Linked DNA regions of Mus musculus: region 2 is linked to region 1. The links are chromatin contacts, found by Hi-C or POLR2A ChIA-PET in ENCODE. All regions are on one chromosome and are shown on one strand. Each heading gives the region's core, a stretch centred on a gene start or an enhancer-like site at or near the end of the contact. The rest is flanking DNA. Distances are from core to core; before and after follow the strand shown. Region 1 holds the start of 3110040N11Rik (RIKEN cDNA 3110040N11 gene). Region 2 holds the start of Hdgfl3 (HDGF like 3).

The links. A loop is a pair of places that touch in the nucleus more often than their neighbours do. ChIA-PET counts read pairs that join two places held with the same protein, here RNA polymerase II (POLR2A).
Region 2: a map of heart shows a loop between it and region 1 (5-fold over the local background). The contact joins the promoter of Hdgfl3 here to the promoter of 3110040N11Rik in region 1. A Hi-C loop is called at or near these places in 7 of 37 maps with a recorded cell type or tissue (heart, left cerebral cortex and regulatory T cell). POLR2A ChIA-PET finds 5 or more read pairs at or near these places in 1 of 5 experiments (Patski).

The regions. Positions count from the first base shown.
Region 1 is chr7:81,787,923-81,790,928 of GRCm38, reverse strand. It overlaps 3110040N11Rik (RIKEN cDNA 3110040N11 gene), which reads left to right and starts at 1,474. Exons shown (of 5, transcript NM_026077.4): 1 at 1,474-1,574; 2 at 2,353-2,479. The coding sequence starts at 1,545.
Region 2 is chr7:81,932,922-81,935,927 of GRCm38, reverse strand. It overlaps Hdgfl3 (HDGF like 3), which reads left to right and starts at 1,469. Exons shown (of 6, transcript NM_013886.4): 1 at 1,469-1,989. The coding sequence starts at 1,906.

The DNA of each region.
Region 1 (3,006 bases), core at 225-2,724:
GAGAGAGAACCACGGCATTTATCCTTCCTACATGCCAAACAAACCCTTAACTCCATTGTCAAATCTAAGATCAAGTCTTAAGAATTTTACATTGGGTTTCTGCCATTTGGATTACAAACCCCTGTTCTTTCCATTGGGGCAAGTGGCTGTGTGACAGATTGACCTGAGGCGGGGTCCTGTCCTTTCTAGCTGGTGATGAGGTACTCTAGAGGTACCTGTGGAGAAGGCTGACGGTTCCTTAGAGGACATTGCTTCCCCCTCCTTTGCCCATCCAGGCACCATCAGAAATACACCAATCCGTGTTCCTCCCCTGATAAAAACTGTCAAGTCTCTAGAGCAGTGGTTCTCAACCTTCCTAATGCTGCAACCTTTTAATACAGTTCCTCATGCTGTGATGACTCCCAACGGTAACATTACTTTTGTTGCTACTTCCTAACTAATTTGGCTACTGTTATGAATCGTAATGTAAATATTTTTAGGGCATCATGATTTCACCTCAAAATTCATCAAATTACTACAGTATAGTTTTGGCTCCACTTTGTGCCTCTATTTGTAATGTATTTCAAAAAAGGTGTGGTGTGGTTTAACACCTGAATCACCTGAGTCTTAGGCTTTAGCCACTTTCTCACAACACACCACTTAACGTGTCATGTGGAAAGGGTGTCTCTGGGAGAGTAAAATGAGACATCCCATTCTGATCCCAACCTTTAGTGGCTGTTTTCAGCACTCACATTCCAGTCTCACCTGTTTGTGAATCTGAATGCTGTCGCCCTTTGACATTTGTCACAGTCTCTGTCCTCCTCCTTAACTCCCCTCTCACTGGCACAGGTCACTGATAATTTGGTTATGTATTCAGGTAGCTCCTTAACTATTCCACTTGGATGTCTCCAATCATTTCAAACTTAATGTACCCTGAAAACTCCCCCTCGGACTGCCACAACTGCTAGCCGTAGACTCGGGCATCTTCAGTTAATCTTTTCCCCATCTCAGATTATTCAGGTCCCAAAGATCCTCAAAATGGTAACAAGCCATCTCCCATTTAGGTAGCAGATCTTCCTACCTCTGGGCATATACCATCTATACATTCTAACCTTATTGGACAAGGCCAGTCCCTAACTTTAGCACTTGCATTGATTTGCCTCTGCTTCAGTTTCACGAACGGTTGTATTCAACTCCACAGTGGATCTCCTCTCCTTGCGCACTGCCCTGTGCGAATTGCCATGGTGCCGCGTTGGGCAGGCGAGCACCGAGGCTGGCTGCTCTTGCCAACCCTAAGGATAGGTGACAATTTTCCCTCTGCTGGCAAAGATGGCTCACCAATGGATCACACCCTGAGGCTGGCAGGTTGCAAAGGAAGGAAAACAGTGCCATCTCGGGGCGAGGTGGCACTCTTAGGTGCCGGCCGACGCGCCTGCCGCTTCCGCCCATGACTTGCGCAGGCGCACAGAACTCTTCCGCCACGCTGGCGCCTGCGTGGTTGGGATGCTGCTGCTTGCTGTAGGTCGGTGTGCTTGGCCTCTGTTAGACTCCTGTGTGGTTCCACAATGCCTAAGAAAGCCGGTGCGACAAGCAAGGCCAGTGGCAAGCCTCGTGTTGTGGAGAGGGTGGGCCACGGGGCTACACTGGCGGGGAACAGACGCAGCGCCTGGAGGGCGGAAGACCTCCCTTCGGGTCCAGGTCTGAGACTTCCTGGGTCGCACATTAGCTCGCCCTAAGGATGAGTAGGCTCCACTGCGCACCCGCTGACCACCGTCTTTGCTCTCTCACTCTGAGGGTTACACTTCCCGGCAGGCTGTGCGTTCTGCCTCCCTATGGTGGCTGATCGCTTCCTTCTGTCAATGAGACTGCACTCCCTCCCCTAATATCCCTTTGTTTTCTGTCGCTGTGATCCCAGCCCCTTGAAGTCAGGGAGTTTGAATCCTTATTCCTCTTCATACCCGCTGTCCGCATACTGCCCTGGAAGTTGTTTTCTGTTAAGTTGTTAGATGGCATTTAAATACCAGTCGTCGTTCTTTCTGCAATGGACTCCTCACCCACTCTTGAGCGTTAGGATGCATTGGCTATAAAGATGACTAATAAATGCCCCTTCTCTTGAGAAATAGAAACGATAAAGTAGACTGTGGGAACAAGTCCTAAGCTAGCCAAGAGATCTTAAGTAGAACACATACCTACACAGAGACAGCCCCACCCCACCCCCCTCTCTGTCTCTGTATGTTGGATCATGAAGGGATGTGGGAGGAGCACGGTGGTGGCTAGTTTCTGCATGTAGGCCCAGTTTAGTGAAGGTGAGGGTAGTGATGGCTCAAAATAACTGAAGTATTTTGTTACCTGTGAAATTGTGTGTCATTTTAGGGTAAAAACCAAACCAAAGAACCAGAGACAGCACCTCCTGCTGCAGGGCCTGTAGCAACTGACCCTAAAGGTTTTGTCACCATAGCCATTCATGCCAAACCTGGCTCCAGACAGAACGCTGTGACAGGTACGTCTGAGCACTGGGTGGGATTTGGATGTGGATAAAGCAGCGTTTTCATCTTATTTTTGCCTTGTTATCTAAAAGCTTATCCTGTAACTGTAAATGGTATTTTTTATGTCTGCGTTTAGAAGCTTCTCCATCTAAACATTCTATAGTCTCATATAGAGGTATTTGAAAGAAAATGTACAATATTTAATACCAAATCAGATGGAATCTGTGTATCTTTTCCTTTTTAAAAATGTGGTATTTTGTAGATGGGCCTGGTCATATATGCCAATAATTCACAAGTACTTAGTTAGGAACTGAGGCAGGAGGTCAGCTAGACTACAACAAGACCCTGTCTCTAAACAATAAAATGTTTAGGAAGGACACATTAGGAAATCTATGTATAGCTTAGACTATTCTTAGTTATTCCTGTTCCAAAGAGTTTATAAAGACACTAATGAGAAGCGATTCTTTGGTTTAGTTTAATGATCATTAACGTAAAGAATGGGAGAACGCCTGAACTCTGAGAACCCTGACTGATTCCTGTG
Region 2 (3,006 bases), core at 220-2,719, 150 kb before region 1:
TTGCATGGCTTCCACACTGATTCTCTCCCCTACTCATGACCGCCCAGAGCCCACAGGCAGCCTCGGCCATTCCAGCTTTGGACAGTTAGGGCTCTGGTGGCCTGTCAAGAGATGCGGCTTTGACATGGCACCTAGGATGTGTGTGATATGACTTGTAGACGTGACAAGCTCGTTCTCGGGCTATCACAGCCGGGGGAAAAAACCTAGACTAATTTTGCAGCGCAAGAGAGGACAAGGTGAGCCTATAGGGAAGGTGAGGGGTGGGTGCTGGAGAATTAAGAGATGCAAAAAAAGAAACAGCCAAGTACTGTGAACAAAGTAAACGCTCCTCGGAATGTCTCCAGACTCTACAGCCGGCCACTGGAAACCCATCACGGAGAGGCTGCGGTAAGCACAGCTCTCAAGCACAAGTGAGTGGGGCAGATGCTTGGAAAACCCACTTTCTACAGAGGGGAGAAATGGCAAAGAGGGCAATTCACAAAGGAGAGCTGTCTTCCCAACTAGGTGCAGCACCAGAGGACCTTTTAAAGAAGGCAAGATCACAGGGATCTTCCACAGGGCGCATTCATCCATTCATCGAGCAGATGCAGAAAAGAGTGAATTATTTTATTTACCTCTCACAAAGGAGAATGCTATAAAGATTCTCACTCCCAAAATGTCTTTTTGAAAGCAGTCAGCTGAAATCCAAATAAAACAATGGTGAATGCACACGTTTGTCGTAGACTTACTAACCTGTATAAAGAAATCTCTAGAAGCTGCTCTCCAGTATGTTACCAGAATTGAAAACAACTGATTTGACTTGTCAGGGTAAGTCCTTTGCCCCAAAATTATTGGCCCATGAAGGCCCCACACAGAGAAGCATAACTTAGGCTATGGGCACTGAACCATATAGATCCATGTTCAAAGCCCGACTGTGCCATCCTGTCGGTGAGGACTGGCCTTGACTCCAGTGAAGTCGCTTGCCCTAGGTGGGTCACACTGCATCATTAAGGCAGACCTGGGGCAAGAACCTTGCCCTTGTTCTTTCCAGGTACCTACTGACCAGGCAGCGAGTCCCCTGCGCAGCTATCCCCCATGCCTGGGAAGCCTTTGTCCCCCCTCTCCCCCAACTCACCAGAGAGCACCCGAGGAAGTGGCCCACGGGTAGGGGGCAGTCAGAAAGGGGGTGCAGTCCGCAGGGGGTGGGCGCGAGCAGGAGGGGAAAGAGGGGCGGCCGGGTGGTGATTGGCTGGGCTTCACCAGGCAGCTCCCGGCCAAGAACAAAAGAGAGCAGGCGGCGGGCGTCTTTGGAGTAGGCGCTCCCACCCGCGGGGCACCGGCTTCGCTGCTGCGGGAGGACGCGCCCACCAGCAGCCCGCGGAGCAAGCCAGGCGGCGCGCGCGGTTTCTCCGAGAAAGCCGGCCGTGCACCTAGGAATTAACCGGCCGGCGCGCGAGGGGAGGGAAGCGGGGCGGGCGAGGGGTGGAGGGGGGGAATGCTGAGCGCGCGCGAGAACAATAATAAGATCGTGTTTGCGGTCGCTGCCCGAGGAGGAATTCGGAGGAGGCGCGAGGCCCGGAGCTCGCACGGAACCCAGAAGCTCGGCGGGGAGGCGGCGGCTGCATGAGGCTGGCGACGCGGCTCCTGTGAGCAGCGCGCGGCGGTAGCGGCGGCGTCGGGACTCGGCGCGGCCGGACGCGGGCTCCCATCCCCCGCAGCCGGGCGGGGATCTGCGGGGCCTGCGGTGCCCCCCGCCCACCGCTCGCCTCGGCCACTGCCTCGCCGCTCTCCCTCGTCGGAGCGGCCGCTCGAGCGTTCGGCTCGAGGCCCCGCGGGGAGCGCGGCGCGGTTCCGTCGTCCCGCGGAGGGGCGGCCTCCCAGCATCTTCGCGGCGGCCAAGGACCGGCGAGCAGGAGAACGACCGGGATGGCGCGTCCGCGGCCCCGCGAGTACAAAGCGGGAGACCTGGTCTTCGCCAAGATGAAGGGCTACCCGCACTGGCCCGCCCGGGTGAGTACGGCGGCCGCGCGCGCGGGCCCGCCCGCCCACCATTTTCCCTTCATGATGGCGCGCCCGCCCCCTTTCCCCATCACCTCGGCTCGAGCCCGCCTCGCGCCTGGCCGCCGCCTGGGCTGAACCGCGAGCTGTGCTGCGCACCGGGCTCCGGGCCGAGGCGAAGGTTCCGGGCTGCGCCCTCGCCGGCTCGGCGGCCATCCTGACGCCCACGTTCGAAGGCGGGTTCGACCGGACAGGCCCGACGTCGCCTTCCTCATGGAAGCCGGCGGGGACCGGGAAGCGGGTCCGGGGTGGAGGCGCCGGCTGGCTCCCAGCATGGTCCTGAGTAGACGCCCTGATCCGGGCGAACGTCGAGGCAGGTAGGAGAGCGAAAGGCTGTCCCCCAGCCGGCGAGAGCCGGTGACGGTCAGTCCTGGGAAAGGGGATGGTCGTGCAGAGGCCAGCGGCAGTCTCATGGTAGCAATCTTCGATCTCAGAGCATCCTTCATCTTCCAGACTTGTTGAGTGTTTCCTGGGCGCGATCCCCTGTGCCTCACCTGCCCTCTCATTGTCCATTGCCTCCCTGGTGCCCTGGTTCTTAGAAACTGACACCAAATAGCCTGTCACTGGCTGGTGAATTCAAGGAGCTTCCTTGTGCCTTTTCACCTCCATATTTGTTTTAGGTCGGTTCCCGAACCTTATTCTTGGCCTCGAACCAAACCCACGACAGCTCTCTTCTTCCTAAACAGCAAGACTGTCGCTAGGTTTTCTCTAGAAAGCATCTGCATTTAATACACAGCATTCAGTATTTTTATTCCGATCCTTACTGAGGAAGAAGCACTACCGCGTCTGTGCGCACCTTATGTTGAAAAAAAAAAACAATCACTTTCACCTTCAATTTGTTTAAATTTAATAGCTGGCGGTTGACTGACTGAAAAGAATACAGTTAAAAGATAGTTAAAGCAGTTTGGAGACAATGCTGGGTATTCTTGAGGAACAAAAATAGTCAAGGGAGAAGCTGACAGAAATTGG